Regions from separate parts of the Homo sapiens genome. Here region 2 is linked to region 1. The links are chromatin loops, found by intact Hi-C in ENCODE. Cell type or tissue: endothelial cell of umbilical vein. All regions are shown on one strand. Links, peaks and the distances in the headings refer to the core of each region. The heading gives the core; the rest is flanking DNA. Region 1 overlaps CLNK (cytokine dependent hematopoietic cell linker). Region 2 has its middle 170 kb from the start of MIR12113.

The links. A loop is a pair of places that touch in the nucleus more often than their neighbours do. Peaks named below come from ENCODE experiments on the same cell type or tissue, not always from the same donor. Only the 100,000 strongest peaks of a DNase experiment are listed, where the experiment ranks them.
Region 2: it touches region 1 in a loop (4-fold over the local background); 5 of 110 quality-filtered maps call a loop at or near these places.

Annotation. Positions count from the first base shown.
Region 1 is chr4:10,543,599-10,556,324 of GRCh38, reverse strand. The region is part of intron 8 of CLNK (cytokine dependent hematopoietic cell linker); the gene reads left to right. Among named protein-coding and RNA genes, the nearest start is that of ZNF518B, 93 kb to the right of the region's middle. In endothelial cell of umbilical vein, for the core only: a CTCF peak has its summit at 6,474 (motif pointing right); a DNase peak (open chromatin) is centred at 6,474; H3K27me3 peaks cover 1,801 bases.
Region 2 is chr4:11,947,544-11,960,269 of GRCh38, reverse strand. No RefSeq gene overlaps it. Among named protein-coding and RNA genes, the nearest start is that of MIR12113, 170 kb to the right of the region's middle. In endothelial cell of umbilical vein, for the core only: a CTCF peak has its summit at 5,973 (motif pointing right); a DNase peak (open chromatin) is centred at 5,989.

The sequences.
Region 1 (12,726 bases), core at 2,413-10,412:
ACTAAATTCTATAATTAAACTGTTATTTTGCCTCTGAGCTACCTGGTAGTCTAAGCAAAAAGGGAATCAAGCTTCCTTATGTGGTATGAATTTCCCATTACAAGAAACAAACCAGTTCCTCAGAGACAGCAAGAAAAACACATCTTGTAGGATTAAGTTAGTGCTCTGTTTTGTAGCGAATGTTGGCTGATATATGGGTCCCATGACTACAAAAATATGAGCGTTTTGTAAAGCAGACTCCAGTGTAAACTGAGGCCACAACTGCAAAGAGGACTTCAGTGAAAGCAAGGCTCAGAGAGGTTGAGGCTTTTGGGGGTGGGGCAGGTTGTATAGAAGACTTCTCCAATAAGAGTTATTTTCTTTACATCATCCTTTTCTATATTTCCATAATTGATGGTTCCCCATTACCATCCAGAGCTCTAAGGTACCATATCTAGAACAAGGCTGGAAGGGGGGAAATTAATATGAATGCCCCCCCCATTTTAGGATCAGGCATCTTGCTTAAAAATGCTTGCATGATTTATGTGTTTATTACAAAATTCTGTATTTTTGATGCAAACACATTCTCAGATAATTTATTCACTCTCACAAAAATATCATAGAATAAAACATATTGGTTGGTTCAGTAATGGCAGATTTTATGGTGATATTTTTCATCAAGTTGAGCAGTTATAGATTTATGTTAATGTACATTTTATGTCATTTTTCTTGCAATCATATTCTTACATTTATCTGTAAACTGTCAGATTTCAAGAACTTATCATCTTCCCTAAAGCTTGACTTTTTGTTTTTCATTCCTAAAAATAGGTAAAAGTTTATTTGGAGGCAAAGTATTTACAATACAAGTTATGTGTGACGAACCACTAGCATTAACCATAGATCTAGAAGAAATAATCTTATTTTCAGATAGGAATAGCTATAATTTTCAAATACAGCGTGGTTTATTTTTCTAGAGAAACCAAAGCTGAGAATAAAGGAAGCTAAATTGCATTTTCTCTTTGCCGTAGATGTGAACCAAACACAAACTCTAAGCCAATTTCCTTTGAGGTGACAAGCATACCATATACAAGAATGAATTTATAAAGAACTACAATAAGCCTCCAAGAAAAGAAAAAAAAAATTATGCCTAGGCTAGTGAACATGTATATCCAGAAACACGAGCTGATTGAAAAGAAGCAAAGTAGAATTCCACAAAATGCCATCAAAAGACCTTTATACTAGTTTGCTTTTAGACGAGTTTAGATGCTGAAGAAATTAGAATCAGAAATGAGTTTAATCTGGGTCAATTCTCTCATTTTACATAAGGAAGGGAAGTGGCTTGCTCAAGGCCATCAGCAAGTAGTCACAAGACCAGAGCCAAGGTTTATTCCACTATGGTAATGTTGCCAGGGTTTTCTGTGTTTGCTAGTGTATAAAATGTATTCTCCCTCTCATTTCGTAACGAACATCCCATTCATCCAGACTATACAAAGCGCAGTGCCAGAGTGAATTGATAGATGATACTGCTCCCTAGTGGCAGAACTTGGCAACACACAACTTTGCAATAATGATGAGATTGGTTATCTTCTATCCTTTGCAGAAAAAACACGCCCGAGGTTGCAGAATTGATCAGAAATAAATGTAATATTATTCTTCTACCATTTTAGATGTAAATGTGTTTCAGCCACAACCCATGGCTCAAAAGCAACAGAGACATTGATATAATGCTCATTCAAAGTTAACGTTATTAACTTCATGAAATCACTCATTAATTGAACTACAGAACAGTATTTTTTCTCACTACCAAACAAGAAAAATAATAGGCCTCAGAGAAAAGGAAAGGAATATGTAACTGTTTGATATAACAAATTTATTTTCTGATACAGAAATATGAAGTAGCCAGAAACAAGAGACTGAAAAACAAGGTATTTAATAAAAGAAGCTCCAGAAAATTTCTATCCCCCAAATAATAATTCCCTAATGAAGTTTCAGTTCCCCATAGAATTGCAATGTACAAGAACTGCCTTTTACATAAGCAAAGTACGGCCTTCCCCATGAAACCATTTCAAAATGACTTGAAATACACGCATAATGAAAAGCACTTTTTCTTTTCCTTGTAATGTTGGGGTGTTCACTGGAATCAACCATCCCAGTTTGCTCTGGATGGAGGGGTTCTTCAGAAGCAGGACATTCTAAATTAAAAACAGAGACATCTGGGGTAAACTGGGACTAGCGGCCTCTATACCTGCATGTCTTACATGCAAGCCAGCAGAATGGAAGAGTTATTTTGTTAAGTTTTAAAATAGCAGAATCTCCACGATCCAGCCCCTCCTTGTAACTAAGGCACAGCATCCCTTACAGATAATTGAGTGGCCCAAGAGCCTCACCACCTTCCCAGGAAGCACACCCTACCTTTAAGCAGCCCCAGCTCTTTACTTTCAGCTAAGTATAAGGAACAGCAATGTCTTCCTACAACTTCCTCCCATTGGTCCTTGCTGTAAGACACAATGAATGAAGCTCTAAGTAGCTCAAAGTACAGTTATCTGAAACTAATTGTGTGAGATGTTGAGAATCATATTAAATAAAAGAGAAGGCCAAGCGCGGTGGCTCACGCCTGTAATCCCAGCATTTCGGGAGGTCGAGGCAGGCGGATCACGTGAGGTTAGGAGCTTCAGACCAGCCCGGCCAACGTGGTGACACCCTGTCTCTACTAAAAATATAAAAAAATTAGCTGGGCGTGATGGTGTCCACATGTAGTCCCAGCTACGGGGGAGGCTGAGGCAGGAGAATTGCTTGAGCCTGGGAGGCGGAGGTTGCAGCGAGCCAAGATTGCGCCACTGCACTCCAGCCTGGGTGACAGAGCAAGACTCTGTATCAGAAAAAAAAAATAAAATAAAAAAATAAATAAATGGGAAACTCTGGATGCAGTAACCTTGAGAAACACTGAGTTAAACAAAAATAAACAGATCTTTTTACTGACCAAGTTTTTAAGAGCATTGTGGATCTCCAAGAGGGGGATATGGCACGGAGCATTTGTAACTTAAGTGTCCATGGAACCTGCTTTTTCTGGGATCACATTCTTTGGCCCATGCTCCTTAGAACACATTTTAGAAAAACCTAGATCGACTCATATATTAGTTTCAATTCTGGGTTCACAGTACATTTCCTATTCTGAGTAGTTTATCGGGTGTTATAAATGATCCATTGTTTGGGGCGGATATTCCTTAATCTATGAAAGCCACATCTACAGACAGCTTGTGAACGTAAATGCTTCCGCCCCTGCATGCCCCCCCCTCCTCTTCCTGCCAGTCCCTGGGGGAGCGATGAACAGTGATAAGTTTGCCCTCTCTCTTTTCTACTTAGTTTTTCTAATTCCATATCCTACATCACAATGTGAAGAAAAGGCCATTAATAATAAACATGAAATTGGTATAGTAAAAGCTGCTTGTATGGAAGGGACAGAGAAGATTATAATGCAGGATGAAAATGGGTACACATGTAACCGCCCGAGGGGTTCTTCCTGCCCACTGCATAAAGAGAGACCAGGGCACTGCCGTAGAGAAAGAGTTTAATAGACACGAGGCTGGCCACACCACGTGGGAGATGTTCATACACAAATCGTCTCATTCAAAGCTCATAGGTCAGCGGTTTCCAAAGGCAGTTTGGGGGAAGGGATGGGAGGGCAGGTAACAGGTGCTTGCTGCTGATTGATTGGGGTGGAGATGAAATTATAGGGGTTTGAAGCTGTCTTCAAGCAGATGAGTTACTTCTGGGTGAGGCTACAGGAGAGAGGTTGGCACTAAGGTGGAGGCATTGGGTTTAGGTGGAACCATGGGTGTCAGACACGCATGCAAAAAACTGGGAAAGATATCTCCAAAGGCCGATCTACAATAGTGGTGTTATCTGCAGGAATAACTGGGGAAGTTGCATGTCTTATAACCTTGGCAATAGTGGCTGACAATCGTTTATGTCTGCGCCTTAGCTGGACTCAGGCTGTTCTTGTCCCCCCAGCCTGATGGCTTCCCATTAGCTTTACAAAAGTGGTTGAGTTTGGGGCAAGTCCTATTATCATTTAAACTATAGCCTGAATGTGTTCCAAAGGTAGCTTTGCCCAATAGCCCAGGAGTAATTAAGGAAAAGATAAGATGGGGAGTGAGTTAGCTTGGCTTACTATTAATATTATAATTCTCGGCCGGGCGTGGTGGCTCACACCTGTAATCCCAACACTTTGGGAGGCTGAGGTGGGCAGATCAGGAGGTCAGGAGATCGAGACCATCCTGGCTAACACGGTGAAACTCCATCTCTACTAAAAAATAAAAAAGCACAAAAAATTAGCCCAGCGTTCTGACGCGCACCTGTAATCCCAGCTACTTGGGAGGATGAGGCAAGAGAATTGCTTGAACCTGGGAGGCAGAGGTTGCAGTGAGACGACATCATGCCCCTACACTCCAGCCTGGACGACAGAGTGAGACTCAGTCTCAAAAAAAAAAAAAAAAATTACAATTCTCTCACTGATATAATCTTTGCAAAGGCAGTTTTACATAGAGGGGAAATATAGCTTATTTCATCATAATTCAACCAATAATATTTAGTACCTCCTATGTGCTCAACACTAGGGCTGGCTATTTAGTTGTTCAATAAGCCCGTAAGCCCCATAATAAGCTCTCTGAACAGAACATTATACTTATGTTTTATTTCTGATTGTATTTCATAGTTATTTCTGATTGTATTTCATAGTGTTATTGCATGATTGTATTTCATAGTTAAAGGGTATTACAGGAGGGGGTGGTGGCTCATGCCTGTAACCCCAGCACTTTTGGAGGCTGAGGCCAGTGGATCACTTGAGCCCAGGAGTTTCGAGACAACTCAGGAGCCTGGGCAACATGGTAAAACCCCAACTCTACTAAAAAAAAATATATATATATACAAAAAAATTAGCCGGGCATGGTGGTGCACACCTGTAATCCCAGCTACTTGGGAGACTGAGGCAGGAAAATCGCTGGAACCAAGGAGGCAGAGGTTGCAGTGAGCCAAGACCACACCACTGCACTCCAGCGTGGGCAACGGAGCGAGACTTGGTCTCAAAAAAAGTGGGGGGGTGGTCTTGCATATATTTACCACAAATTGAACAGTAGCTAAGTGAAAAACAAATACAGAAGTCCTCCTTATCCTCAGTTTCACTTTCCACAGTTTCAGTTACCCATGCTCAACCAAGGTCTGAAAATATCAAGTGGAAAATTCCAGAAATACATAATTCATAAATGTTAACTCGCATGCTGTTTCTGAGCGGCACGATGAAATCCTGAGCAGTCTCACTCGAATCATTTCTTTGTCCAGTGTTTCTGTTGCGCTGTGTCCATTATCCACCGGTTAATTGCTGAGCAGTCATCTCGCCCACCAGATTCGCTGCGTGGAATCTCAGTGCTTAGGTTCAAGTCACCCTTATTTTACCTAATAATGGTCCAAAAGCGCAAGAGCAGTGATGCTGACAGTTCTGATTTGCCAAAGAGAAGATGTAAAGTGATTCCTTTAAGTGAAAAGGTGGAAGTTCTCAACTTGAAAAGGAAAGAAAAAATATTGTATGCTGAGGTTACTGGGATCGACAATAAAAATGAATCTTCTATCCGTGAAATTGGGAAGAAGGAAAAAAAAGTGTGCTTGTTTTGCTGTCACATATCACCTTTATCATAGGTCTGTATATTTAGGAAAAGCATAGGATATATAGGGTTTATTACTATCCTCAGTTTCAGACATCCATCGTGAGTCTTGGAACATTTTGCCTTAGGATAAGTGGAGGGCTGCTGTAACTTAAGTGTATGTTTATGTAATTTTTTATTTATTTATTTTTTTTGAGACAGAGTCTCCCTGTGCCGCCCAGGCTGGAGTGCAGTGGCGCGATCTTGGCTCACTGCAAGCTCCGCCTCCCGGGTTCACACCATTCTCCTGCCTCAGCCTCCCGAGTAGCTGGGACTACAGGCGCCCGCCACCACGCCCGGCTAATTGTGTTGTATTTTTTAGTAGAGACAGGGTTTCACCATGTTAGCCAGGATGGTCTCGATCTCCCGACCTCGTCATCCGCCCGCCTCGGCCTCCCAAAGTGCTGGGATTACAGGCTTGAGCCACCGCGCCTGGCCTATGTAATGTATTTTTAATAATGGCTGTATGTAAAGCCAGTTCACAGAATTTCTGAAAGTTTAACAACCATCCATTGCAAGCTGGCAGCAGCCACTCCAAAGAACAATCCCTTAACTCTTTTTCCTTCTTCAAGAGGTCTTACTTTAACCCTCCCAGAACACGGTGATATTGACAATGTCTTCATGGTTTCACCATAATAAGTTGTGGTGGAAACAGTCAAACCAAGGTCCATCGGATTCTGCAACCATGCTATGCCCACCTCAGTACATTACCTACCCAAAAGCAGTAACTTTGTGAGATCTGTCCTGAGACTGCAAAGCCAATGAGTCTCTGGGCAAATGGTGCTAATTACACGTTATGACCACCAGGTGGAGAGCATGCCTGGCTTCTCCAAGAGAAAACTGGAGATGGGAAAGACTTTGAACAACTGTTTGGGTCCTCTTGTTTGACAGAGAACTTTTCCTAGCATTTTAGAATATTTGTGTACTTCATTAGGGAGGTAAATTCCCGTTTTCCCTCTAATTTTTCATACTATAATAATAGTAGTAACTGCAGCTGTGCATTAAGAACCATGCCTTGAAGTGCATCAATTCATTTATTCCACACATGAATTTCCATGAAGTATAAATAAGCACTCCTTACTTCTCCAGATGGGGAAATTCATTCACTCCTCAATCCATTTGTTTATTTCATAAACATTCATTAAGCACGTGCCATGATCCTGCCCATAGTATGAACAGGATCAAGATTCAATCTTAACAAATTCAGTTCCAAAGCTCACCCTCCTTTAAATATCACAAATACTTGATTTATTATTGCTTTATTAAATAAGGCCCCCAAATTTTAAGAAGCTTTCTGGAATTTATCTGAATTACCATCAAAGCTGTATAATGGTAGACAAGTTACTTTGCTTGTTCAATCCAGTTTTTTTCACCTGCAAAGTTCCTTAAGTTCACCTTAACCTCTTACTTTGAAGGATTTTGGTTAGCTAAGCAATGATTAAGTGAAGCTCATGGTATCAGCACTTGCCAGTCGGCATATTTGATGCGGCTGAAATCCCCGTGGATTTTTGTAACTATTGCCGATATTATACTACACAAAAATCTTAAAAGGGAGGGAGGAATACTAAGTGAGGCTAGAAAAAATAATCCTACATTATAATGAAGACACAGGACACATGGACAGTGTATCATAAAGATTCACCCTGAGTAACACAAAAGACCCTGAGTGGCCAAGGCAATCTTGAGTAAAAGGAACAAGGCTGGAGCCATCACACTTCCTGATTTCAAATTACATGACAGGGCTGTCGTGGTCAGTGGTACACCAAACATGCACACAAGTAAGGCAGAGTGCAGAGCCCAGAAATAAATGCATGCATTGATTAAACTAATTTTTGATGAAGGCATCAGGAATACACAATGGAGACAAGATGGTCTCTTCAAATAGTGGAGAGACTAGATATTAATGTGCAGAAGAACAGGGCAGGACCTGTTCCTCTGCACAGGGCAGGACCACGTTCCTCACACCATGCAAGGAAATCAATTTGGGGTGGATTAAATCAACTTGGGGTATACCCAAAACTACAGAACTCCTAGAAGAAAACATAGGGAAAAGATCCTTGGCATTGTATCTTGCCAATGACTTTTTGGGTATGAGACCAAAAGGACAGGCAGCAAAAGCACAAATAAACAAGTAGGGCTACATCAAACTAAAAAGCTTCTCCACAGCAAAGGAAAGAATCAACGGAGTAGAAAGGCAAACTACAAAATGGGAGAAAATATTTGCAAACTATATACCTGATAAGGGTTAATGTTCAATATAGACAAGGAACTGATACAACTGAAGAGCTAAAAAATGAGTGACCTTATTGGAAGATGTCCAAAGGATCTGGGTGGACATTTCTCCAGGGAGGAAATACAGGTAGCCAACACATATATAGGAAGTGGTTCTCAGCATCACTGGTCATGAAGGAAATGCAACTCAGAGCCACAGTGAAATATCACCTCACACCTCTTAGGATGACTATTACTTAAAAAACACACACAAAAAACAAAAGATGGCAAGTGTTGGCAAGAATATGGAGAAAAGCGATCCCTTGCACACAGTTGGTGAGAATGTAAATTGGTACAGCCATTATTGAAAACAGAATGGAGTTTCCTCTAAAAAATTAAAAATAGACATACCTTATGGTTCACGAATCCAACTTTTGAGTATATACCCAAAGAATTGAAAACAGGATCTTGAAGAGCTCTCAGCACTCTGTTCATGGCAGCATTATTCACAGTAGCCAAGATATGGAAACAGCATAAGGGTCCATAGACAGATGAATGGATCAAAAAATTGTGGTATATACACACAATGGAGTATTTTTCAGCCTTAAGGGGAAGGAAATTTTTCCATTTATGACAATACTGATGGACTTGGAGGGCATTATGTTGGGCCAAAACAAGTCAGACGCAGAAAAATGATGCTGTAGAATCTCACTTACTTGTGGAACCTAACACAGTCAAACTCATAGAAGCAAAGAGTAGAATGGTGGCTGCCAGGAGCAAGGAGGAGGGAGACATAGGAAGGTGATGCTTAAAGGGGACAAAGTTTCAGTTATGGTGCACAAATAAATTCTGGAGACCCACTCTACCACATAGTGCCTACAGCTGATGACACTGTACTGTGTACTTAAAGTTTGCTAAGAGGATAGATATTATGCTAAGTGTTCTTACCAAAAAAAGAAAATAAAATAAAGTAACAATAACAAAAAGGGCAGGAGTCAACTTTGGTAAGTGACAGATATGTTTATGGCCTTGACGGTGGTGTTGATTTCATGGATATGTACTTATCCCCAAATTCAATCTTAATGTGTACAGTAAATATGTAAAGCTCTTCTATGTCAGTGATACCTTAATGAGGTGGTTTAAAAAAGATTCACCACAGTTAAGGCAAAGTTTTTGCGCCATTGTACAAGACCCCATGTGATCTGGGCACTCTCCCACCTCTGCCATCACCTATCTGGGCTTACCTCCTCCTCGTGCTCATCCCACCTGCTATAATTCAAGTGTCCCTTCCAAATCTCATGTTGAAACTTTGTCCCCAATATAGCAGTATTGACAGGTGAGGCATAAAGGGGTAATTGGATCATGAGTGCTCTGCCCTCATGGATGAATTAGTCCATTAATGGATTAATGGGTTAATGGGTTAATAGATGAATGGATTGTCATGGAAGGGGAACTGGTGGCTTTATAAGAAAAGACACCTGAGCCAGCATACTCAGTCGCCTTACCATCTGATCCCCTGCACTGCCTCAGGACTCTGCAGTAAGTCCCCTTCAGCAAGAAGGCTCTCACCAGATGCATCCCCTAAACCTTGGTTTTCTTAGCCTCCACAACTGAAAGAAATAAATTCCTTTTGCATATAAATCATCACCTAGTTTCCATTATTCTGTCTTAAGCAACAAAAAAAAACAGACTAACACAGAAAATTGGTGTCAAGAAGTGGAGTGTTGCTGATAATGAATACCTGAAAATGTGGAAAGCAGCTTTGGAACTGAGTAATGGGCAAAAGTAGAAGAATTTGTAGGAGCAGGATAGAAAATGTTTAAATTCTGGCGAAAGCTTAGAAGACAAGAAGGCTAAGTAAAGTTTGGAACTTCTTAGTGATTAGATAGGTGGTTGTGACAAGAATGCTGATAGAAATATAGACAGTAAAGGCCATTCTGATGAGGTTTGAGGTAGAACTGAGGAGCAAGATATTGAAAACTGGAATAAAGACCATTCTTGTTATAAATTGGCAAAGAACTTGAATGAATTGTCTCTATGCCTGAGGGTTTTGAGGAAGGCCAAACTTGAGAGTGATAAACTAGGATATCTAGCAGAAGAAAATTCTAAGCAAAATATAGAAGGAGCTGCAGGGTTATTTTGGCAACTTACATTGATATTTCAGAGCAGAGAAATAATTTACAGAATTTTTAATTAAAAGAGAAGTAGAGTGGATAAATTTGGAAAACTCAGCCTGGCCACATAGAGAAAAAGTCTTCAGAGGAGAAAACCAAGGGTATATCCCAGTGACCATTTGCTAAAGAGATTAACAGGGATAGAAGTGGGCTAGATGCTATCCCTCAAGACAATGGAGGAAGGACCCCAAAGGTGTTTCACAGATCTTGAGGCTGCCCTCTTATCACAGGCCTAGAGTTCTAGGATGGAAGAAAGGTTTCAGGGGATAGGACTGGGGCGCTGTCTACCAGCTCACTGCCCACAGCTACCCTGGGACTCTGCTTCCTACACTGCAGCACAGCACTTCATGGCTGCCCGGCTCAAGCAACCCCAGTTGAGGCCCTTGTACTGAAGCTCTGCAAGGTACAAGTTTTAAACCTTGGCAGTATCTGTGTGGTGCTAATTCTGCAGGCTTGCAGAAAGCAAGAGCTGTGGAGGCTCAGCAACCTCCAACCAGATTTCAAAAGACGTCAAAGGCCTGAGGACCCAATCAGAGACTTGTCACAGGAGTGGAGACATGCAAAAAGCCCCCACTAAAGCTATACAAAGCAGATATGTGGTGTTGAAGCTAATGGAGTCCCCACCAGGGCAATGCCTAATGGAGCCATAGGAGCAAGGCCACTGCAGAAAATCCCCACTATGGTAATGGGAGTGAGCCTGCCACCAAGACCCTTGAGCTGTACAGCTACTGGTGTGCATTGCCAACCTGGGAGAGCTGGGTGGACTAAGCACAACCAAGCTATAGGGGTGGGGTGTCCCGAGGCCTTGGAGGCCCTAACTCTTGCTCCAGTGTGCACAGAATGCCAGACGTGGAATCAAAAAAAAATTATTCTGGAACCTTAGGACCCAAATTCTTCTTTCTTGGGTTTCAGTCTTGGGTGGGGCCTGTTATCCCTTTCTTCTTGCCTCTTTCTCCCTTTTAGAATAGGAATGTGTACCTTATGCTTGCCCCACAATTGCATCTTGGAAGTAGATAATTTGTTTTGATTTCACAGGCTCACAGAGGAGACTCTGAACTTTGGACTTTTGAGTTGGTAGTGGAATGAGTTAAGAATTTGGGGCTACAAGGAGGAATGAATATATTTGTATGTGAGGACATGCATTTCGGTGAACCAGGGGTGGAATGCTGGTTTGAATGTCCCCTCCAAAACTCATGCTGAAACTTCATCCCCAGTGTGGCAGTATTGAGAGGTGAGACCTTTAAGAGGTGATTGTATGATGAGGACTCTGTCCTCATAAATAGATCAATCCATTCACAGATTAATGAATTAATGGGTTATTGAGTTCTGATGGAAGGAAAACCGGTGGCTTTATGAGGAAAGGAAGAGGGACCTGAGCTAGCACATTAGCACAGTCAGCCTCCTCGCCATGTGCTGTCCTGCACCGTCTTAGTACACCTCAGAGTCACCACCCGCAAGAAGGCTCTCACCACATGCCCCTCTTTGTTCCTGGACTTACTTAATTTCTAGAAAATCACCTAATTTCAAGTATTCTGTTTTAAGCAACAGAAAAATGAACTGACACCACCTGAGGACTTTTGCCCTTGCTGTTTCCTCTGTCAGGAATCCCCTTCCCAAGATATCCACAGGACATGCTCCCTCGCTGTCCTCAGGCCTCTGATTTCATCCCCTAACCACAGATGCCTCCTCAGACCAGCCTAAAACACAGTAGCCCCAGCTCCTACTCTCCGCACCGTGCTGTCCTCCAATCTGCTTTATTTTCTGCATAGTGCTTGTCATCACCCATGAACGTTTATTTATACTTTTGTTTATGTATCTCCTAACTCCTGCCACTGAATGTAAGCTTCATGGGAATAGCAACTTTATTTGTTGGTGTTATACCCCCCAACACCTACATCAATGCATATATTAAAAATGAGTCCATACCTAACACATACTATGTGCTCAATAATAAATCAATGAAATAAAAGAAGATAGATGTCCTATTCTAAACTCACAACCCCTGAAGAAAACTGGGTAGATATCTTGAAAACCACAAAGGGAATTTTCCTATTAAATTACAGGAACTCAGTCTCTTTATTGAATTCTTTTTCCAGTGAATTGAATTGATCCCCAATAGATAGAGTGAAAAAAGACCTCTTGGAAAGCCAACATCTAGTTTTGCAGGGAAAGTCATCAACACAGGCAGCAAGATGGTCCACCAGGGAGCTCTGGAGGTGAAGCCAATAAACAATAAGATGAAAGGAAATTAATTTTATGTTTTATAATTTTGTCCCTTAAGCAAGCATTATGTGGCCTAAGCTTTTTTGTGATTTCCTTGAAATAGTCAAAGATCTAATGTTAACCAGATTGCTGCTGTTGTTGAAGTAGATCCTGGGTCATATTTTGTGTTTTCACAATGCCAAGGACATCAGTTATTTCTGTGTGCAATCAGTGTTTGGAATTCATATAAAGAAGTGAATCCTACCTATTTCAAAAGTGTTTTTCAAAAATGAAAACAGAAAGGAAGAATGGTAATTTTATTCTTATTCTTTGAAGTAATTGTTTTAGACATAGAAGAGCCATTAAAATTATACAGACCAGTTTGTGCTGTGTTGCATTGTGTTGTGTTGTATTGTGCCAGTTGGACCTTTCACCAAGGGGAATCTAAACAGGCGGTGCAGTGG
Region 2 (12,726 bases), core at 2,522-10,521, 1.4 Mb before region 1:
AGCTTCTGCACAGCAAAAGAAACTATCAGAGTGAAAAGGCAACGTACAGAATGGGGGAAAATTTTTGCAATCTACCTATCTGACAAAGGGCTAATAACCAGAATCTACAAAAAACTTGAACAAATTTATAAGAAAAAAGAAACAACCCCATCAAAAAGTGGGCAAAGGATATAAACAGACATTGAGGGATGGATAGCATTAGGAGAAATACCTAATGTAGATGACAGGTTGATGAGTGCTGCAAACCACTATGGCACATGTATACTATGTAACAAACCTGCACGTTCTGCACATGTACCCCAGAACTTAAAGTATAATAAAAAAAATTTAAGGACACATAAACTGAAGGAATGGTTGAAGGTCTTCGAAGCAAATGGTAACCAAAAGACAGAAAGGTTAGGCTATACATATATCTCATAAAATAGGCATCAAGTTAAAACTGTCACAAGACATTAAAAAGCATTATTTAATAATAAGGTGAATTTATTAAGATAGCATAAAAATTGTAAATATATATCTTCCTAACATTGAAGCACCTAAATACATAAACATTTATGGACATGAAAAAACATATAGGTAGCAATACAATAATAGTAAGGGATTTCATTACTTCGCTTTCAACAATAAATAGATTGATCAGACATAAAAATAATTTTAAGAATATAGAACTTTAATTACATTTTTGCCCAAATGGACTTAACCGACATATACAGAACTTACCATCCAACAGCAACAGAATACACATTTTTTTTTCTCTAGAGCACATAGAGTACTCTCTAGAATAGACCATATGTTAGACCAATAAACAAGTCTTACCAAATATAGGAAGATTGATGTCAAACACAGTATCATTTCAGATGACAATGGTATGAAACTAGAAATTAATAACAGGATGAAATTTTTAAAAAGTACAAATATATGGAAGTTAAACCACATGTTCCTGGACAACAAATGGGTCAAAGACCTAATCAAAAGGATTTTTCTTTAAATCTTGATACAAACAAGGAAAGTACAACATACCAAAACATATATAACATAACAAAAGCAATTCTAAAAGGAAAGTTTCTGTAACAAATGTGCACATTCAAAAAGAAGAAACATCCCAAGTTGTCTCAAGGAACTAGAGAAAGAACAAACTAAACCCAAAATAAGCAGAAGGAAGAAAAATCATAAAAATCAGAACAGAAATAAATCAAATAGAAAATAGAAAAATCATAGAATCAACAAAAATAAGTTGTCTTTATTTTTATAAAAAATAATTAAAACATACAAACCAAGAGCTAGTCTTAACTAAGAAACAAAAGGGAATACTAAAATAAATTAAATTAAAAATGAATATGAAGAAATTATAATAGATGCCTCAGAAATAAAAAGGACCATGAGGGACTATGGTAAACAATTACATACCAAAAAATTAAACAATTTGGAGAAAATGAATACATTTCTAAAATAGCACAACCTATCCAGATTGAGTGAGGAGAAAATAGCCTGAACAGACCAATAACAAATGAAGAGTTTTAAGAACTAATCAAAAATCTCCCAATAAAGACAAACCAAGGACCAGATGGCTTCACTGTTGAACTCTCCCAAGTAAAAATACTTGGGAATGAACCTAATCACAAAGGGGAAAGACCTGTATGCTGAAAATTATAAAACATTGATGAAAAAATTGGAGAAGACACAAATAAATGGAAAGATACCTCATGTTCATGCACTGAAGGATATTATTAAAACATGCATACTACCCAAAACAATACACAAATTCAATGCAGCCTCTATAAAAATTCCAATGTCGTTCTTTACAGAAATAGAAAAAAAACTCCTAAATTGTTCATGAAAACATAAAAACCCTGAATAGCCAAAACAATTCTGAAAAAGCAAAAGTTGGAACCATCATAATTCCTGATTTAAAATTATAATACAAAGCTACAGTAATCAAAACTTTTTGGCACTGAAATTAGAGAGAGAGAGAGAAACATAAACCAGTGGAGCAAAACATGGAGCACAGAAATAAATCCAAATATTTATGGTCAACTAATTTTTGACAAGGGCACCAAGAGGACACAATAGGAAAAGGATAGTCTTTTCAATAAATGGTGCTATATGCACAAGAATAAAATTGGACCCTTATCTTACAAGATACACAAAAATGAACTCAAAGAAGAGTCCTAAATGTAAGACCATAAACTGCAAAACTCCTAGAAGACAACATAAAGCAAAATATCCTAGATATTGGCCTTGGGAATGGCTTCTTCAATATCATACTAAAAGCTCAGACCACTAAGCAAAAATTAAAAAAAAGGGAATACATCAAACTAAAAATTTCTGCACAGCAAAAGAAATAATAAATAAAATGAAACAGCAGAGTATGAATTGTGAAAAACGAGTTGGAAACTGTGTATCTGATAAAGAATTAATATCCAACATTTGTAAAGAACTCATACAAATAGTAGAAAAACAATTTCATTAAACAATCAGTAAAAGGCCTGAATAGATATTTTTTTCAAAATGTATCTTGAAATGGCCAACAGGTAGATACAAAGGTGGTCAATATAATTAATTATCAGGGAATTGCAAATCAAAACCTCTATGAGATACTGATATGGGAGCAGGGCAAGAAAGTGCTGATAGAAGGAGATTGGGTCCCTGACTAGGGCTCCACCCCCGGGGCCTGTGCCCAGGAACCTAGGTGAGGACAGGCATTTCTGTTTTCCTGCCGAAATGTTGTATTTCCCAAGACCACCCTGGCCTGCCATGCCCCTATTCTGTGCCTATAAAAACCCTGAGACCCTAGCTGGCATGCACACAAGTGACTGAATGTTGAGAGGAACACACGGGCAGAAGAAGACACAAGCAACTGGATGTCGAGAGGAACACACCGGTGTAAGAGCTTACCAACAGTTACGGGCAGATGTCGGCAAGCTGGCAGGCCATCAACCAGTGGAATGATGCAGAGTTTGGCCTGCGTGGTTGGAGGGGAACCTGGCCGCTGAAAGACCCGACTCCAGGCAAAAAGCACTTTCCCACTCCATCTCCCTTCTGTCTCCCCCATCTTCTGAGAGCGACTTCCGCTCCATAAAACCTTGAGCTCATTCTCCAAGCCCACGTGTGATTCCATTCATCCAGTATACCAAAGCAAGAAGCCCTAGGATACAGAAAGTCCTCTATCCTTGCGATAAGGCAGGGGTCTAATTGAGGTAACACAAGCCGCCCACTGACGGCTAAACTGAAAGAGCACCATGTAACACATACCCACTGGGGCTTCAGCTGTGAACATTCACCCGTAGACACTGCCATGGGGTCAGAACCCCACAACCTGCCCATTTTCATGCTCCCACTAGAGGTTTGAGCAGCGGGACACTGAATAAATGAGCCAAACCCCCATCGCGTGCCCTGTGAGGGGGACAAGCAAACTTTTCCCATTTCAATACCACCTCACACTTGTTAGGATGCCTATTTTCAAAAAGTCAAAGATAATAAACCTTTCTCAAGGTGTGGAAAAAAGAAAACTCTTATACATTGTTAATGAGAATGTTTATTGGTACTGCCGTTATGGAAAACAGTGTGAAGGTTTCTGAAGAACTACCAGATGACTCACAAATCCCTCTTCTGGGCATATCTTCTAAAGAAATAAAATCATCTGTACTTTTATGTTTATTGCAGCATTATTCACAATAGCCAAGATATGGAAACGACTATATTATACATAGACAGATAGATAGATAGATAGATAGATAGATAGATAGATAGATCAAGATAGATATATTTCATGTACATATATAAACTATTCTTAAAATGTTAAGAGTTTTTATCGATAAAAGATGTTGAAATTTGTCAAATGGTACTGTTGCATAATTGAGACAAACGTGGTCTTATCCTTTGTTCTGTTAATGTGATGTATTGTGTCAATTGACGTGCATACGTTAAACCAGCCTTGCATACTAGGGATCACTCACACTTGGGGATAAAGTATACACATTTTGATATGTTGGTGGATTTGGTTAATTAATATTTTATTAAGGATTTTTACATACATGTTCATCAGAAAGATAGGCCTGTAGGTTTTGAATTTTTTCTGTTCTATATTTTATCTATACATATATGTAAAATATATACATATATACATATGTATAAAATATACATACATATATAAAATATACATACATATATACATATATACATATATGTATAATATATGATATATAATATGATATACATATATACAATATACATATATGTCTATATGTGCATGTGTATATATATATATGACTATGAAGTATAAGAGTGTGTGTGTACATAAAACTATAGAATATTATTTAGCCCTAAAAAAGAATGAGATCTTGCCATTTGCTACAATATATCCTGGAGAACACTATGTTAAGTGAAATAAACCAGACACAGAAAAATCATACTGTATGATCCCCCTTATACACATAGAATCTTAAAAAAATCATTCATACAGATAGAAAACAAACTAGTTACCATGTGCATGGGTTGGGATGTGGGGAGGAAATGAGGAGAAATAGATCAGAGGATCCAAATATGTAGCATGAACAAATCGAGAGACCTAACATACAACATGGGAATTATAGGCAATAAAATTTTCCTATATTTCTGATTCATGCTAAATGAGTGTGTCATAACTGCTTCTGCAACAAAAGCAAAGAAATGGATAATTATGTGAAGTGACATGTATTTTAATTTGCTTCTCTCTAGTAACCTTTTTACTTTGTATATGTATCCCATAATATCATCTTGTGTACCTTAAATATATATAATAATATTTTCCTTTAAAAAAATACAGTTAGCATTGATGCTGACTTTCTTATTTTGGCTTGCGTAAAGGATCTGTTTCAAGTTGGATAACAGAGTTCCAAAGGGAATGTGTGTTGTTGTGGCTTGGGAGACTATCATTCCTCTTTCTCATAGTGCGTATTCTTAGAATAGTAGTTCTGATTTCTGACCCAAGATATAAGTGATTTGACTCTATCGAGACTTCCTGGTTTGGCTTTGTTCTCGGGTGCATCCTAAGCATTAGAACAGGGACTAGCAGTTAGGGGATACTCAGCAAGTACTGGTTAAAGAAGGGATTGTGGAGTTCGTATTAAAGCTGATGCCCTGATCTCATATTCTGAAGGATTCTTCTAGTAATAGACTAAATAGAGATTCAAGAGGCAAAGCAGTGAGACTTGTCAGAGGAAAACTGTGGAAATAAAGCCAAGATAATCTGCTGACTGGTCAGTGACACAAATAGTGAAGATGTGAAGGGATAGAGAGAAAGACCTTGTAGAGATAGCACTATTGTCTCTGAATTTCTTCCTGACCTTAACACAGCTGCCTCCTCCACTAAAAAATCTATATGTAAGGAATGTTTACATGTTCATTGATCTGCTCTTTCAACCAATGTTTTGTTTTTTTTCTCTTCTTTGCGTTACCTCTAAATTAGACTCTGAGAGCATGCAGTTTATTTGGTGGGTGAAGGGAACACCAGTAGCAGAGGGAGAAAGGGGACAGAGAGGTGGACGTGGCCACTGCCCATTGTCAACGTGAAATCATGGTGGGTGATGGGCTTAAATCCACTGAGGATTTAATCAATGTAATGTCCAGACAAATTCTTATACCCAAAGGCAAATATTTTATTCTTATTCTGTTGTTCATCTCAAAATATGTCTAGCCACTATTTAATATCAGCTTGTAAGGTTTTTTAAAGAAAATCAAATAACAATATTTTTGATATCTCAATGATACCAATATAGAGATGCTCCAAATTTAAATATATAAATCCATGCTCATTAAGAAGTCCCTAGGAACACATTAAATTTCAAAGATTAAATCTCCTTGCAAGTTAAAGCCCAAAGATTTCCAAAACTAAAGAATTAAATCTACAAATTAAATGTTTTCACCTTTTCAGCTAAAAATGCAAAACAATTGAAGTCTTGTTCAGGTTCTTGTTTTGCTTAGATTTAGCCAGAGGGTGGCGTTCCTGATGTCTGAGCTCCCTCTTCTTGACAGGGCTGTAATTCCTTCATAGCACAAGAACTGATATTACCTTACAATCAAATGAGATTATAGTACATATGAAATTATTACAGCACTGAAATCTGACAGCAAAATTTAGAAATAAGATTATCTCCAGATCCAAAAACAAAATTACTTTTCCAGATCTCAGTCTTCGGTGCTGCTAAATACCTAAAAATCAGTGATATTTGTGGGAAAGATAGTAAAAGGAGATTTTTTTTTTCTCTTTTAGTCTTGCCAGGATGTCAGGCAATGTATTTCAGGATTACAAAATTTATAAAGTACAGCCCTTAATTCAGTCTTTAGCAATATCCCAATAAGAAGATGATTTGGACAGAATGCATTTACCATATCAAAGGGGAGGAAGCACCCCATGAACACTGTTTCTCCTGGGGCAGGTGTTGGAAAACTATGGCCCTAAGGAATTACCACTTTTTGGGCTGGGTACGGTGGCTCACACCTGTAATCCCAGCACTTTGGGAGGCCGAGGCAGGTGGATCACCTGAGGTCGGGAGTTCAAGACCAGCCTGGCCAGCATGGTGAAACCCCATCTCTACTAAAAATACAAAAAATTAGCCAGGTGTGGTGGTGGGCGCCATTAATCCCAGCTACTCAGGAGGCTGAGACAGGAGAATTGCTTGAACAGAGGAGGCAGAGGTTGCAGTGAACCGAGATCATGCCATTGTACTCCAGCCTGGGTGACAAGAGTGAAACTCTATCTCAAAAAAACAACAAAAAAAATAGCACTTTTTTGTAAATAAAGCTTCATTAGAACACAATTATACCCATTCATTTACATATTATAGATGGCTGCTTTCTTGGCTTTATAAAGAGACTATATGTTGTGTTAAACCTAAAATATTTAACACCCGGCCTTCACAGAAAGATGTGCTGAACTCTGTCTTAGTAGCCTTAAAAACCTTCTTGCTAAGTTTAGAAAACTGTGATGGCGGGAGCCCAGGTCCCTGGATCAGAAGCTCGGGATCACATATGTTTATTTCCTGGCATGATTATTCAAAACTTATCAGTTTCCATTTCCTTCCATGCCCTGTGTTTCTAAAATCTCATTTCTTCATTGTTCATCAACTCTGGCTAATGGCACAGCCTCTACCGTGTTTGAGGAGTGGTCTCATGCTATGGGAGCAGCTGTCAGAAACTCTGGCTATGGGATAGCATGGGTTCATGAAATTCTCTTGCTCAAGTGTTTTTCAGCTGGAGAATCATGTTCAGCAGATTTCAGTACCGAAGGTGCTAGTGATGTTCCTGAAATGTGTTCCTTTAGCGGCCTAGCAAAGAAGAATGCCTCTTCTACATGTTCTTCAAGGCACTGTCTGCCTTTCCTTTTTGGGTGTTCCGGGCCTCAAGAAGTGTCTCATCCTGCTACATCTTTTATTCTTTTATTCACTAGTGGCTGCAGTTCTCAAGTTGTGCCTCCCTCTGCTGTTCTACTCCTTACCGAGGGCCTGGCTGTGGTTGTAGAATTTGGTCTTTTTCCTTCTGGAACACACATAAGCCTAACACTTTTTGTCTGATCAGAACCTCTACTTTGTTTTTACTTCCCTTTTGCTTACTGCCTTGGATATTTTTGTTTTTATGTATTGCTAAGTTAATACATTCTGAGTTGGCCACATGTACCCAGTGTTCAAATTAATATTGTTTACCACCTTGGGTTAGATAATCCCACTCAGGAGATTCTTCTCCCATTAAATAAACATCTAACCCAGGCCTGGAAAATCTATTATATTCAGCATGGCTTCCCATTAGTATTCTTCATCTTTGCTCTCAGTTCTAATTTCATAAATTTCCCTAGCATCAGGACATAGGCCTTATTTAAGTACCCACTTACAACACCACAGGATCACCTTGAGTTTCACCCTGTAATTCTGTGAAGATTTCTAATTCTAATCAGTCCTTACACAATCTCCACCTTCTTTTAAGTGAGGAATGGGATCAAGGACAGCCAACCTAGTACTGCTTACCAAAATTTGGTACTAATAATTTAAAATGAGGCCCTCATGAGTGTTCTTGAGCAAAAGCAGATGTCAGCCTTCATTTCCTTTTTTTTTTTTTTTTTTGGAGACAGAGTTTCATTCTTGTCCCTCCAGGCTGGAGTGCAATGGTGTGATCTTGGCTCCTTGCAACCAATGATCTTGGCTCATTTTAATTCTCCTGCCTCAGCCTCCTGAGTAGCTGGGATTCAAGGTGCCCCCCACCACGCCTGGCTAACTTTTGAATTTTTAGTAGAGACAGGGTTTCACCATGTTGGCTGGTCTCAAACTCCTGACCTCAGGTGATCCACCCACCTTGGCCTCCCAAAGTGCTGGGATTATAGGTGCGAGTCACCATCCCTGTTTGCCTCCTGTATCTTCTAAGGCCCCAGTGAAACATGTATGTTATAGGCAGTTCCTGAATAATTCAAGGTCTGTAACAGCCTGCACCCTAAAGACCTCACAATAATGACCAAAGTAAGGCTAATTTTGTTTTAGCTAAAATGCTCTTGTAGAAAAAGTGACATACTTTTTAAAACTAGAATATTTTATAGAATGTCAATGAAAAGAGTCAAACTCTGTAAAATATTTGAATAGATTTATTCTGAGCCAAATATGAATAACCATGGTCTGTGACATAGCCCTCAGGAGATGCTGAGAACACGTGTCCGAGGTGGTTGGGATTTTATACATTGTGGGAGGCAGTGGAGGTGTGGGGGAGGGGAGGCTTTCAGGTAGCATTTTAAATTTTCTGTTTGACAATTGGTTGAGTTTTTCTAAACACCTGGGATCAATGTGCTACAGAAAAGTGGTCCGGATCTAGACCCCAAGAGGGGGCTCTTGGATCTCGCACAAGAAAGAATTCAGGGCGAGTCTGCAGTGCAAAGTGAAAGCAAGTTTATTAAGAAAGTAGAGGAATAAAAGAATAGCTACTCCATAGACAGAGCAGCCTTGAGGGCTGCTGGTTGCCCATTTTTATGGTTATTTCTTGATGATATGCCAAACAAGGGGTGGATTATTCGTGCCTCCCCTTTTAGACCATGTAGGGTAACTTCCTGATGTTGCCATGGCATTTGTAAACTGTCAAGGCGCTGGTGGGAGTGTAGCAGTGAGGACGACCAGAGGTCACTCTCATTGCCATTTTGGTTTTGGTGGGTTTTGGCCGGCTCCTTTACTGCAACCTGTTTTATCAGCAAGGTCTTTATGACCTGTGTTTTGTGCTGACCTCCTATCTCATCCTGTGAATTAGAATGCCTCAACCATCTGGGAATGCAGCCCAGTAGGTTTCAGCCTCATTTTACCCAGCTCCTATTTAAAATGGAGTTACTCTAGTTCACACGTATCTGACAATGGTAATTGGAGGTGGGGCCTTTGGGAGATTAGGTTATGAGCACAGAGAATATTTATGAATGGAATTGTTGTATTTATAATAGAGGCTTCAGAGAGCTCCTCACCCCTTCCATTATGTAAGGGCACAGGGTAAAGACAACTGTCAACCAGAAAGTGGTCAGTTACCAGTTATCAAATCTGCAGGTACTTAGAATTCCCAGCTTCTTCCCATTCTCATTCCTGATTCTCGTTCTCTCAGAACTGTGAGAAATAAATCTGTCATGGCCATGCAGACTCTGATACTTGGTTATAAAAGGCTTGAACTGACTAAGACAGATGGGTTAAGTAATACTGCAAAGTCCAGTAGGCATCAAACCCAAGTATTTCCTTAATCTCTGATCCAGTTCTCAAACAGTATGCTGACCCATGTCAATGAAACAGTTCAAAAAGATAAATTATAAGATAGATATTATCTGATAAGATAAATATTATCTATTCAGAAAAATAAATTATATTAATTCACTTTGGATAGTGGAATTACTTTGTGAAACAAAAAATATACACAACTGAAGTTAAATTGGGCAGAACCTGGCACAATCATGACGTACAAGAATTATTTCTTTTTGTTTTTCTCTCTTTTCCACTTTCATTAATTATTCCCCATTCCCCAACTCATAGACCTTGCCAAAAACAAATTTTTGTCCTATATTTCCTCTCAGTGGGTGATACCAAGCCACAAATTTTACAAAATTCCTATCCATGTTTGTTAATTCTACTCCTAATTCATATCCTTCCTTTTGATATAACTAGTATATCATATTAGTTATTACTAGTTTTATATAAACATTAATTTACATAAACTAATATGTTTTATAGTAGTTTCATGTTTTATACTAGTTTTGTATAACCATATTAATTTACATAAATTAATATGGTTATACAAAACTAGTACAAAACATACAACTTTTATGTTTTTTGTCTCCTTCTACCACGTTACTTCAAGTTAATATTATCTATGACCATATACTTGTGATAACTTATCACCTGCAACACCCGTGCAGCAAAATTTATTTTCTATGTTATATCCAAGAAAATATTTAATGATTAGATTATGTTATAACTGCCAGAGGGCTTCTTTCTGCCTGCTGCACAAAGAAAGACCATAGCATTGCAGTAAAAAAAGAATTTAATACACACAAGGCTGGCCTTGCCAAGTGGAAGATGGAGTTTGTACTCAAATCAGTCTCATTCAACACTTGTAGGTTACGGGTTTTTCAAATGCAATTTGGAGGAAGGGGTGGTGGTTGCTAGGCTTGCTACTGATTGACTGGGGCAAAGATGAATCATAGGAGTTCAAAGCTGTCCTCCTGCGTGCTGAATCACTTCTGCGTAAGGCCACAGGAGCAGGCTTGGCAGGTACAGATGGAGCCATGGATGTTAGACATGCAAAAAAAAAACCCTGAAAAGATATCTCAGAAGACTAATCTACTGTAGTGGTTGTTAGGTGCAGGAATGGCTGGCAGTCTATGACTATACCTTAGTAGAATTCAGATTTCTCTCTTCCCTCAGCCTGATAGTCTTTCATTAGCTCTATAAAGGTGGTTGAATTTTGGGGAAGGGCTGTTATCATTTAAACCAGAGCCTAAATGTCTCTCTAGCTTGGTCCAAAATCCCAGGAATAATTAAGGGAAAGGTAAGATGGGGGTAGGGGTGGGTTAGATCACTATACAGTTATTTTTACTGATATGATTTTTGCAAAGGTGGTTTCACTATTATTACCTATATGTTTAGAAATGGTTCAGTGATTGCCGTTTTCTCCCCAGAGTTAAGTCTCAGGACTACCTGGCTCATGTTTAACCCTTAAGCCTGATTATTCGTCTTTTTTTTACATGATTTGTCTTGCAGAAATGAATAAATTAGTGCATTACTTGAAAAGGGCCACATCCAGTAACCTATCTGACTGTTGTTCAACCATAGAGTCTCAGATGAAACATTTTTTGGGGAAGCCTGAAGTTATATTGCAGCTCCCCACCTGTACACATTTTGCGCCTATTTGGTGGTCACTGTAAGGTTAGTTTTTATACAAGATGTCAGGCCATTTCCGTGGAGATGGTGTTACCTAACCCAGGGTTGATGCTGTGAAAGGAAAATAAAAACTTGGGATCCCAATTCACTCTGCCAAAAGAAAAAAATTAACCTGAAAGCTGAGCCATGCAAGAAGCTGCCTTCCCTTTGTTTCTCATCACGTAGAGATAGAAGGTTAAATATCTGCATAGGTAGATACTCTATGTTCACCTTATCTTATGTAAAGTGTCAATTAGTGAGCACCAGATGAATCCATAATTGACTATTCTCCTACCTACTCCTTTTCTCTTGCAATGTATGGATTCAGTAATGTGACCATATCCTCCCTCTTTCTCATCTACCCTGCTTTTCCCCTTTAAATACTGAAACCCTCAAATTTATCTTTAGAGAAGAGCACGGATCTGTCTCCCTGGCATATTCCTTAACCTTGGCAAAATCAACTTCTAAATTGTTTGAGACCTGTGTCATGTACATTTTGGTTTACAATGCAACGTCGCACAGGTCTCAGCAATGGTCCAAACTTCAGAGAAAACATCCACTATAAATAGAATGACCAGGCATCCTTGTTTTCCAGGATAGCCTTGATTTGTACTTAATGTTCCTGCATAAAGAACCCTGTAAACCAACAATAAAATGCTAAGGCCCCCTGGCCTTCTGAATGGACTTTCTTTTTGACCAGGGCAATTTTAAATTTTAACCCAGAGGGACTGGCTCAGGTCATGACGGTTAGTGGGGGTTGACCATTTCCTTTATATTTGTCAGACAGCTGTGAACCAGAGCAACTCCATCTTAAATAGCAGCTGGGTAAAATCAGGCTGAAATCTACTGGGCTGTATTCACAGATGGTTAAGGCATTCTAGTTCACAGGATGAGATAGGAGGTCAGCACAAAATATAGGTCATGAAGACCTTGCTGATAAAACAGGTTGCAGTAAAGGAGCCAGCCAAAACCCATCAAAACAAAATGGTGATGAGAGTGACCTCTGGTCACCCTCACTGCTACACTCACTCCCACCAGCACCGTGACAGTTTACAAATGCCATGGCAACTAAAAAGGGGAGGCATGAATAATTCACCCCTTGTTTAGCATATCATCAAGAAATAGCCATAAAAATGGGCAACCAGCAGCCCTCAGGGCTGCTCTGTCTATGGAATAGCCATTATTTTATTCCTTTACTTTCTTAATAAATTTGCTTTCACTTTGCACAGCAGACTCTCCCTGAATTCTTTCTTATGCGAGATCCAAGAGCCCACTCTTGGTGTCTGGATCAAGATCCCTTTCCTGTAACACCATCACAGCCTGGGGA